Linked DNA regions of Homo sapiens: region 2 is linked to region 1. The links are chromatin contacts, found by Hi-C in ENCODE. All regions are on one chromosome and are shown on one strand. Each heading gives the region's core, a stretch centred on a gene start or an enhancer-like site at or near the end of the contact. The rest is flanking DNA. Distances are from core to core; before and after follow the strand shown.

Region 1 (5,625 bases), core at 1-2,500:
AAGCCATGTAGCGGGCCTCTAGTCCGGGCAGCCAGGGGGGCTGCGCCTCCACGGACAGGTTGGCCAACAGTGGGATGGGGACCAGGCCCTGGTCACAGCCACCGTCGCAAGGAGTGGCCGGCGGGAAGCAGGTCAGGTTCTGGCAGGGGCCCTGAGGCGGGCAGCTGCCGTGAGGGCTGGGCTGGCAGGTGGGGCTGCGGGAGCATCAAGGGCTGGGGGACTTTGGGAGGTGGGAGGGTGGCTGAGGGCCCGGGTGGTTCCTACCTGGTCGTGGGAGTACGGGATGCCTAGAAATCGATGGAAGCCCTGATGGGGGGGCAGGAAGGCCCCCTCAGGCCCCACCCCAAGGTGCCACTTGCCGGCCATTCCTGTGAGGTAGCCTCGGGCAGCCAGGACTTCGGCCACGGTCACCTCCTCCAGGGGCAGGCCCCCCCGGGAGCTGGGCACCAGGACGCCAGGGTACATGCCCATCCGAACCGGGAGCCGGCCGGTCAGGAGGGCGGCCCTGCGGGACAAGTCACAGAGTCCCTGAGACAGACAGAAATGTGGCCTTCCCTAGAGAGAGAGACAGACGTTTTTCCCGCCCCCCTGCAATCCATTGGGAGGAAAGGGATGGAGGGTCGGGGCGGGGAAGAGGCGCGGCCCCCTCTTTACCTAGAGGGTGTGCACAGAGACACAGGCACGTAGAAGTCTGTGAACCGCAGCCCTCCCGCCGCCAGCTGGTCCAGGTTGGGAGTGGTAGAGCTGGGGTGCCCATAGCAGCCCAGGTCCCCATAGCCGAGGTCGTCGGCAAAGATCAGCACGATGTTGGGCGGACGGGCAACGGCCAGGCCAGCAGCCAGGGCCAGGAGGAGGGACCGCGGTGCCCCCATGGACATGGGACCGAGGGGTCTGTCCCAAGAGAGGGAGGGCTACTTGGCTCCAGCAGGCTCTTTCCGATACCGCAGACCCAGGCGCCGCCCTTCCCTGAGACCCCGGACCCAAATACTCCCCGACCCTGACGGCCGCCTCCTGAAGCTCCAGAGGGCCGGGGCCCGACAGTACCGGGAGACCGCGGGCTGGGACGGAACTCCTCCAGGACCAGGGCACCTTCAGATTCTCGAGCGGAGATCTGATCCTCCTCGCCTAGCGGTCCGGGCTCAGGGTCGGGGGCGTAAGTCACTTGGCGCTGACCAGCGGAGTCGGGCCGGGGGGAAGGCGCTAGAGGGAGCCCAGGAGGAGCCGGTACCGGGCTGCGGGCGCTTCCGCCTCGGCCCCGCCCCGTGACCTGTGACCCTTGCGGGGCGGGGCCGGGGGCGGGGCCGGGGGCGGGGCCGGGGGCGGGCCGGGGCGAGGGGCGTTGCTGCGCGTGCTCGCTCCGAGGCCGCCGTGTGCGCCTGAGGCTGTTGGCTGCGGTCTTGAAACGGGCTCTGGGAGCTTCCTCTGCGCGGTCGGCCCTGGCTGAGGCGTCCCGGGCTGCGCGCGGGGCTCGGCGCTGCGCAGTGTCCGGTGTCCTCTCGGTCCGGAGCTTCTCCAGAGGAGGAGCGGCTCGTGCGCCCCCAGACCTCCGGTACTGGGAGACTCGGGCCCTCCTGTAAGAGACCTGAGCGCGGAGCGTTATGGGCACCCGGTGAATGAGCAAATGGCAGGGAAAACCGTGCAGCCCCATGGACTGCGGGCTCTTCCTTCACGACTAGCAAAAGCTTTGACACCCTTTCTCCTGCGTACGCGTGTCTGTGTGCGTGTAAGCTGTGGCTGGGTGCGGGGGGCTGTGTACGTGTCTGTGTGTGGTGTGTGTGGAGTGTTTGAGGCAGGTGTGTGGTGTTTCAGGTGTGTGTGCATGTGTGGTGTTTGAGGTGTGTGTGTGTGTTTTTGTAGTGTTTGAGGGATATGTGTGTGTGGTGTTTGAGGTGGGTGTGTGGTGTTTGAGGGGTGTGTGTGTGTGGTTGAGGGGTGTGTTTGGTGTTTGAGGGGTGTGTGTGGTTGAGGTGTATGGTGGTTGAGGTGTGTGTAGTGTTTGAGGCACGTATGTGTGTGGTGTTGGGTGTGTGTGGTGTTAGAGGTGTGGCGTATGTGTGTTTGCGGTGGTTGAGGTGTGTGTGTGTGTCTGGTGTTTAGGGTGTGTCTGTTGTGTGCGTGTGGTGGTGGAGGCGTGGTGTGGTGTGGAATGTGTGTCTGGGGTCCAGTCTGGCCTGTTGCAGGGTTACGCTGCTGGGGAAAAACTCATCTGAGGACAACGTGATTGGGTCCTCGCTCCCTCGTTGGGCAGCCTTGGACTTAACCTTTTTGATCTTGAAGGAAAACACAATATGTCACCTCCAAATATATTTCCTTGACACGGTTCAAGACAGTTACTCAGAAGGACTGGAAATAGAAGAATAGCTGAAAAGCTGTCTTTTGTGGGGGAGATTTGCATCTGTGGAGAGAATCTACACTGATGCGGCCAGGCCTCCTCTGAGGCCCTCCTTGCCTGATCTGGGAAGAGTAACAGTCTGACGCCTTTAAAGGCCTGAAGGGAACATTCACCATCTGTTCTCTCTCAGGGCTGCTACCTGTGAGGTTTCATCTGTAGAACAAGGCCACCTTTGCTAGCCAGGCCTCCTCTGCTCTCCCTCCTGTAACCGGTCTTGCCACTGGTCACCTGATTTTCCACCATAAACTGTGGCCATACTTTGAGCCCATGTTCTTTCTGTAACCTCAAGATGGTATATAAGCTTCCGAACCCCATTGGGAGGTTGGGGTCATCACTCTGGTTCTCCCTGTGTGCATGAATAAATCTGTATGCCTTTTTTCTTACTAACCTGGCTTTTGTCAGTTGATTTTCTGTGAACTCAGAATGCAGAAAAGTTTTTCTCTAGGCTCCTACAGTTTTGGTGCAGTCGGTAGGATAACTAAAGTCACTCTCCTGGGAGCCTCCGTCAGGGGAACCCAGGAGCCGACAAGCTGGCAGAAAGAAGGGTAAGAAGGTCTTAGCAGCCAGGCTCCCGGCCTCTCTGGAATCTTGTCAAGCCGACGGTAAAAATGTCTGTTTACCTTGTTTTCCTCTTCAAAGTTTTAATGAGAGAAATGTATTTATGTGATTAGTTTTGTATTCATATTGTTTGATTGCTTTTTTTCCCCAGAAATAGTCGTCTTTCATTCTTGTCTTTCTGTGTTTTTCTGTCATAAAGAGGGTAGAACACAGGCCTAAAACCCCTGTAAACCCCGTCTTGGGGCCGTCCTGCAGGCTAGTCAGTTTTGCAGCTCTGATCGGATGCGTCTAGTTAGACAGACTTTGCTGTGGGTCCCTGAACTGAAAACTGGATGAGATTCTCCTCTCTTTTGATGTCCTTGAAAGCTTGAGTTGTGAGCGAGTGGGAATGATGCAGGCCAGGCAGACCCCAGAGTGGAGCTTAGCCAGTGAGGGTTTTGGCTTTGCCCAGGAAAGAATTCAAAGACAAGCCAGAGGTAGAAGAAAACAGCTTTATTGAACAGGTGGCGTTAGAGCTCTGTGACTGCTCCTGCAGAGCAGGGCCACCCCGTAGGCTGAGAGTAGCAGCTCAGGGCAGTTTTGCAGTCACATTTATACGCACTTTTGATTGCATGTAGATTAAAGGATGGTTTATGCAGAAGTTTCTAGGGAAGGAGTAGTCATCATTGGGTCATTGCCATGGAAAGGGGTGGCAACTCCTGGGTGTTGCCATGGCAATGGTAAACTGACATGGCACAGTGGCGGGCATATCTGACTGAAAGCTGCTATTGCCCCAACCCTGTTTTAGCCAATCCTCAACTGGGTCAACTAAGTCCCACCTCCTACCTCAGGAGCACTCTCTTGGCCTCTGCCAATCCGAGGTAGTGACTCGCAGGTCACATTTTGTGGTCAGTCTGAAAATGGTTGGGAACCCAAGACATTTAATATTTTAAGCAGCACCGTTTTTGTTCTGAATGTGTCAAGCTTTTAGTTTGTCTTAAGAAGTCCCTGCCAGGCGAGCTGTCAGAGCCCCGGCACTGGGAGTGGTGGTCAACTTGCGGGTTGGTAAAAAGAGTTTACCGACAATAGGTTTGAAAAAGGAAAGTTTGGCCGGGCATAGTGGCTCATGCTTGTACTCTCAGCACTTTGGAAGTCCAAGGTGGGTGGATCACCTGAGGTCAGGAGTTTGAGACCAGCCTGGCCAACATGGAGAAACCCTGTCTCTACTGAAAGTATAAAACTTAGCCAGGTGTGGTGGTGCGTGGCTGTAATCCCAGCTACTTGGAAGGCTGAGGCAGGAGAATTGCTTGAACCTGGGAGGCGGAGGTTGCAGTGAGCTGAGACAGAGCAAGACTGTCTCAAAAAAAAAAAGAAAAAAGAAAGTTTGCCGGGCACGGTGGCTCACGCCTGTAATCCCAGCACTTTGGGATGCTGAGGCAGGTGGATCACCTGAGGGCAGGAGTTCAAGACCAGCCTGGCCAACATGATGAAACCCCATCTCTACTAAAAATACAAAAAATTAGCTGGGCATGGTGTCGGGAGCCTGTATTCCCAGCTACTTGGGAGGCTGAGGCAGGAGAATCGCTTGAACCTGGGAGATGGAGGTTGTGGTGAGCTGAGATCATACCATTGCACTCCAGCCTGGGCAACAAGAGTGAAACTCCATCTCAAAAAAAAAAAAAAGAAAAAAAAAGAAAAGAAAGAAAGTTTATTAGAATGCTGCAGAAGAGTGCAATGAGGTGCCTCAGCAAGAGGACTGAGTACGCCGGGTGGATTTCTCCTTAAGGGCATTTATAGGCCTTAAAGTGGAGGCTTAACAGTAATTTGGACCATATTAGCCACGTAAGTCATGATAAATGATTACATTTATAGTAATTTTGGTGCCTTAATGTCAGCGACGGTTGTACAGTGAGTTTCGTCATGGTATTCTGGAGACACATAGAAATTATAGTTACTTACACGTTTTTTGGGGGAAGAAATCTGGAACCAGATGCCTGCTTTAGATAATAGGGAGGTTTAGTTACTTTTGATTTTCCCCAGATAAGGAGTTTTGCCTCGGAGGGCCTGTTTGATGTTTGATGGTCGCCAGGTGGTTTTTGCTCTCCTCAGGCCCATCCATAAGGGGCTTTTGTCATCCCAATGTTTGTTGCCTGGTCAGTCCTCAGAAAGCCCAATCCCAACAGGCCTACCCTGTGTTACAGGTTAATGGGTCTGTGACTGGCAGCCCCTGACAGATTGTGTGTTACTGGAGGCACTGTATGTACAAACACGTTCCTTAACTGTCTCTGGGAACAAGAGTCTTTTGCTGTCTTTGCCTATTCCTGGGAGTGAATTTTGGGGGCATCATTGGAACCTCCTCTTCTATGCCCTCTCTAAACCTGGAAAATAATCTTTTGGGCTTTCCATGAAGGGGCTTCTTGGATTGAGTTGCTATTGGAATAAATACATCATTGGAAATTCTGATTGTCAATAGCCAAAAGATGAATCCTTTACATTAGAAAGATCCCTAAATTAAAAAAAAAAAAAGATTTTAGAGGTCTCTCATTCTAAACAATTGCCTTATTTGTATTTGTGGGGAGATTAAAGGAAAGACACATAATAATGTTGTGGCTAGCCTTAGAAATCCTCTTCACAAAATTAAAGAGCAAAAATCTGACCTGTAACAAGTTAAAATCCTTTGTGCGCGCAAACCATTG
Region 2 (5,153 bases), core at 1,767-4,266, 770 kb before region 1:
ACCTGCAGCCTCAGTGGACAGAGGACCAGGGCACCAGCTGCTCTTCTGCCTCAGTGCGGAGCATCCCTGACTCGCACTGCCCTGTACAGGTGGGGCTCACAGTCTGTGCATGGAACTCAGATAAAACACCTGGCCCTGGGATGTCACACTTTGGTTCAGATGAATGAAAAAATAAGATACTGACACTCTGGATGACTAAGAATCGACTTATGTCTTTCCCGTGATGGGAAACTGTCCCATGAAAAGCCACTTACATGTTTGGATGGTCCTGTAGAAAATATTTTTTCTTCTCCTTATCGCAGTCTCTATGATGCATAAGAATGCAATTTAAGACAAACAGCAAATAAATACCATCTGTGTATGTACCAAGCACTTGCAGACTGAAAAAAAAAAAAGAAAAAGAAAAAATAAGATATTGTATCTTGGGCACACAGAAAGTGCCCATCAAAGATTAAATGAATGGACTGCAGCTGGTGGAGGCATGGGGTACTGGCTTGCCGAAACAGTCCCAGTTGATGCTGGGTCCTGGCCCCATGATGTCTAGTGTGCCCTTCCATGCTCCAGGGTGCCCCATTTGGGCACTTAGTCCAAGGGCCACCCGACATACAAAACAGTATCTTCCTGTGAGGGGCCAGAGAATAGGCCGCACCTGGCTGCCCTGCACAATTTGGAAGGCACTAGGAGGGACCTGTCAACCTGCACTCACTCACTCACCGGCAGGCCCCTTTGGGAAGAGCTGTTGCTCTTTGGCCCCAGGAATCTTCTATTTCTGCACATGAGTGCCAGGCAATTGTGGGGCCCCATTAACCTACTCCACAAAGCGTAGGGGGCCTTGCTCTCGGCACTGGGCATGCTCCCTCAGCACATACAACAAAGAAGTCCCCCCTCCCACTGATTCTAGCAGGAGGCTGTTGGGGGGCAGTCATGACACAGGCATATACAGTGTGTCAGATGTGTCAGAGCCCGGAGAGGGGATGAGGAGAGCGCAGTGTTACTTCCTAGAGCATGGCCCCGGAGAGCCTCCCACTATGCTGACATATGGGCAGCCGTCTGGGAGCTTGACACTGGCAGAGGGGAAGAGCAGTCCAGGCAGACAAGAAGTCAGTGCGAAGACCCCAAAGCAAGCATCAAGGAGGCTGGGGGCTGCTGCAGATCTGATGAGGGGATGGCAGGGGCAGAGCAGGCCTGAGAACACTGGCCTCCACTCTGAATGAAACAGGGATCCCCAGGCCGGGCACGGTGGCTCATGCCTGTAATCCCAGCACTTTGGGAGGCCAAGGCGGGCGGATCACAAGATCAGGAGATCGAGACCATCCTGGTCAACATGGTGAAACCCCATCTCTACTAAAAATACATAAATTAGCTGGGCGTGGTGGCGAGCGCCTGTAGTCTCAGCTACTCTGGAGGCTGAGGCAGGAGAATCGCTTGAACCCGGGAGGCGGAGGTTGCAGTGAGCCGAGATCACGCTACCGCACTCCAGCCTGGGGACAGAGCGAGACTCTGTCTCAGAAAGAAAAAAAAAAGAAAAAGAAAGAAACAGGGAGCCCTTTTTGGGTGTCAGTGCCTGGTCTCAACTCCATAGCTATGGTGGAAGGTAAAGCAGTTTACCTTTTAACTACATGAACAAGCATGGTGGTGTTCCAGTTGAACTCCTTAGGAAACCGACATTTTAATTTAATTTTTTTTTGGAGACGGAGTCTTGCTCTGTCACCCAGACTGGAGTGCAGTGGCGCGATCTCGGCTCACTGCAACCTCTGCCTCCCGGGTTCAAGCGATTCTTCTGCCTCAGTCTCCCGAGTATCTGGGATTACAGGAGCCCACCACCACGTCTGGCTAATTTTTTATTTTTTTTCAGTAGAGACGGGGTTTCTCCATGTTGGCCAGGCTGGTCTCGAACTCCTGATCTCAGGTGATCCACCCGCCTCGGCCTCCCAAAGTGCAGGGATTACAGGCGTGAGCCACCGTGCCCGGCCGATATTTGAATGTCATATACTTTTCATATATGCTAAAATACTGTTTTAATTCTCCCCCAACCTCTTAAAAACGAGAAAAGCATTCTTAGCTCAGGCACCATAGAAAACCCGGCTGCAGGCTGGACGTGGACTTTGGAACAGTCGGCGTGCGGGTGAAGGGGCACAGCCGCGGGGCAGGGGCGGGCTCCGGGCAGAGGCGGCCGTGATAACTCCACGCTCCCGCTCCAGCCGGTGACCGCCACGCGGGCTCCTCTCACTCTCACACTCAGGCCGAGAAAATGCCGAAAGCCGTGTCACCAACGGGGGACCTCGGGGCCACATTCAGCATGCAGAGTTTATTTGGTCTGCTCAAACATTTGTGTTAGGAAATAACACATTAAAAGTGCACATTTCCTTCAGACCCTGAGAAGCGGGCGAGTCCCGTGCGCTCCGCACCGCCAGCCCCGGCCCCGCGCTCGCCCAGAGGGCCGCCCTCCTCCCGCCGACCCGGCTTGGGGCTTAGGCGTTAATCCCGTCCCCCGGGGGGGCCGCGCGGGGAGCCCCGATCGCCTTAGGGTCAACGGCTTAGGTCCCAGCCCACGAGGCCTGACCGCACCGCACTGAGCGGCCTCTGCGCCAGGTAAGGGGGTTCGGGGCGGGACCGGGAACCGCGCTGCTAGCCGTCCCGGAAACCCGCGGTGGGCCGTTGGGTGCGCGCCGAGCCGCTGCCAACTGCCAAGCCACGGGACGAAACCAAGGCGCCCGCGCCCCGCCCAGCCAGAGCGCCTAAGCCCTTCCCGTCGCCCGCCAGCGCCGGAGCGCCCACTGCGCCTGCGTAGTTTGCCCTCCTGGACCCGGGGGCGGAGCCGAAGCGCGCATTGCGCCTGCGTCTTCCGCCCGACCCCGCCCCAGCGGCCGGGCCTCCGGCGCTCCGTCCTCCCGCCCGGCCAGGGACGAGGCGGGGCGGGTACGCGGACACTGCGCCTGCGAGAGTAGGCCCCGCCCCCGATCGGCCCCGCCCCCGGCCAGCCCCGCCCCGCGCCGCGCGGGGCCCTGGGAGGGGCGCAGCGTCCGGCGGCGTCGCGGGCGGCGGGCGGCGGGGCCGCGGGAGGGGCGCGGGGGCAGACAAAGCCGCGGTAATGAATGGAGCGTCCGCCCGCGCCGCCGTCGTCCGCAGCCGGCCGGGAGCCGCCCCAGAGGCCGGGCCGAGGTGAGTGCGCGGGCGCCGCCGCCCCGCCGCCTGCCGCGAGCCCCGTCCCCCGCGGACCGCGCCGGGGCCGGGCCGGGCCGCGCCATTGTCTGCGCCGCGCCGGGGCCAGGGCCGGGGCCAGGCGGGCGGGGGCGCGGTTCCGTGGCCTCGGGGTCCCCGCCCGGCGCCGCCCCGGACCCGCCCCCGCGCGGACCCCGGCCCTGACAGCTGGCGCGGGGGCGGCGCCGACTGAGCGGCCGAGTGCCGGGGGTCGGCGCCCGGCCTGGCCCACGTGCCCGCGCCGTTGCTTCCGGGCGGACGGGACGGGGCTCGGGCTCGGGGCGCCGCCCGGGTCCGCCGGGAGCGCGCTGTCCCGGCCACGTCGAGTTAACCCCGCGAGCCCCGTCCCTGGGACTTCTCTGGACGTGTCATTCCCGTCCCACCTCCAGGAAGGGCCACCTGGGCCCTGCTTCATGTCTCAGCCCAGACGGGTCCTTGCGACGCGCCCCGAGGCAGGTTATTGTACGTGGTTCTGGGGATGACCGTTCACATTTAATGAATAAAAATGTAACTTGCCTTGCGAACCATAATTTCAAATGTTTTTCGACTGCAGTGGTTTTCCTACACCCAAATGAGCTCGCAGTCAGTTTTGTTTCTTCTTTTGTCCCGTTGTGTGGCCCACACCGCCTTCGTTGCTAAGAGAATCGCAGCCCCTCGGGCTCCCTTCTGCGCCTTTCTATTCCGGGTGGCCCTGGTAGACCCGGGCACCTCTGTGGAAACACGTCCCGGCCAAGCTGAGCCGTCAGAAGCTTCTGTTGGTGTTCTCGTGTTGGTCGAAAGGGAAGTTATTTATTTTGAAGTTAACTCTGATCAGATTACGTTTTTAGAAATCCATTCAGACCTCATAGTGAGGCCAGTTTGGTAAAGCAAGGGCATCCTGCGACTTTTTACACAGAAATGTTTTTTATTTTTTCTGTGTATGTCATTCATAGTGACAAAATTGAGGCTAGGAAGGATTTGGTTGGGATTTTTTTTTAAGTGCTATGAATAAGCCACATTTTGATTATGAATTAATTGCAATTACTAAACAAAGTTACTTTGCAAGAGGAAAGTTTACAGGAGTTTGATTCCATACTCCGAGGGTTTCCAATGGGACGTCCGTACAAGGCTGCACACTTCCCGTAGTCCTTAAACGGATTATATCTGCTTGTCATGATTGGCTTTTTTTCAAGAAAAGATCTAGCACAAGTTAAGAGAGATTCTGTGAATCTTGAAAAAGCTTCAGAGGCCCGGTCTTTGAGGTGAGGACACAGTTAATCTATATGGAAAGAAACCTAAGACTTTTAGTCCACTTGACAGGTGGTTACAGGGTCTCCCCCAACACACACTCTTGTCCAGGTAATTCCTGAATAAGGTGGTTGATGTTGTTGGATGTAAAACCTCTGCTCTTTAAGGTTACCTCCTCCCCAACCCCCTCCACACACACAGTGAGTAACTCAGCTGTGCAAAGTATGTCCATAACACCTTGCAGAAAGACTAAAAAAATTACTAGGGGAGCGGACTGACTTCTGTGTGTGTGCAGAGGAGCTGAGAAGCAGCTTCTTTAGCGAAAGGTGTGTGTGTGTGTGTGTCTCAGATCCTTGGTGAGGAGCCCTGGGGAGTGGACTCCTGGCGGCATGAGGAGCAGGAAGTGACCGTGGTCAGTGCCGTCCTTCACTTTGTTTTGCGTTTTTTTCTTTGCCTGGCTTTAGCTTCTGGTCTCATTCTCTTTGGTGTGGTGGTTGTCTTTTGAGAGGAGGGAGCAGGTGAAACAGCTGGGCGTGGCTTTGCCCAGCCCTGGGGTAGAGGCCAAGCTGGCCCTTCCTTACCAACGTTGTTTCCTTCACTGTTTAAATCTCAGGACCTGAGAATGTACCTATAGGAATTGCTCTTATTTACATTTGGCTGTGTAAGAAAGTCACTGTGCCTTTAGCCCGTGACACCCCTTAGCGGTTTGGTTTTGGCTTTCTCTT

What was found. A loop is a pair of places that touch in the nucleus more often than their neighbours do. Pooled maps may share reads with other maps.
Region 2: a map of ascending aorta shows a loop between it and region 1 (7-fold over the local background). The contact joins the promoter of ZBED4 here to the promoter of ARSA in region 1. A Hi-C loop is called at or near these places in 1 of 168 maps with a recorded cell type or tissue (ascending aorta), 1 of 37 single-sample maps with no recorded cell type and 8 of 50 pooled maps.

Annotation. Positions count from the first base shown.
Region 1 is chr22:50,626,902-50,632,526 of GRCh38, forward strand. It overlaps ARSA (arylsulfatase A), which reads right to left and starts at 1,251. Exons shown (of 8, transcript NM_000487.6): 1 at 655-1,251; 2 at 265-505; 3 at 1-151. The coding sequence starts at 878. LOC124905149 (a long non-coding RNA gene) reads left to right here and starts at 4,593. Exons shown (of 2, transcript XR_007068161.1): 1 at 4,593-5,625. RefSeq lists an enhancer at 1-211 and a silencer at 1,146-1,335.
Region 2 is chr22:49,850,828-49,855,980 of GRCh38, forward strand. It overlaps ZBED4 (zinc finger BED-type containing 4), which reads left to right and starts at 3,017. Exons shown (of 2, transcript NM_014838.3): 1 at 3,017-3,162. It overlaps LOC105377205 (a long non-coding RNA gene), which reads right to left and starts at 2,685. Exons shown (of 5, transcript NR_188597.1): 1 at 1,609-2,685; 2 at 255-380. It overlaps LOC124905147 (a long non-coding RNA gene), which reads right to left. Exons shown (of 2, transcript XR_007068156.1): 2 at 3,675-4,459. RefSeq lists silencers at 2,365-2,454, 2,475-3,204, 3,375-3,664.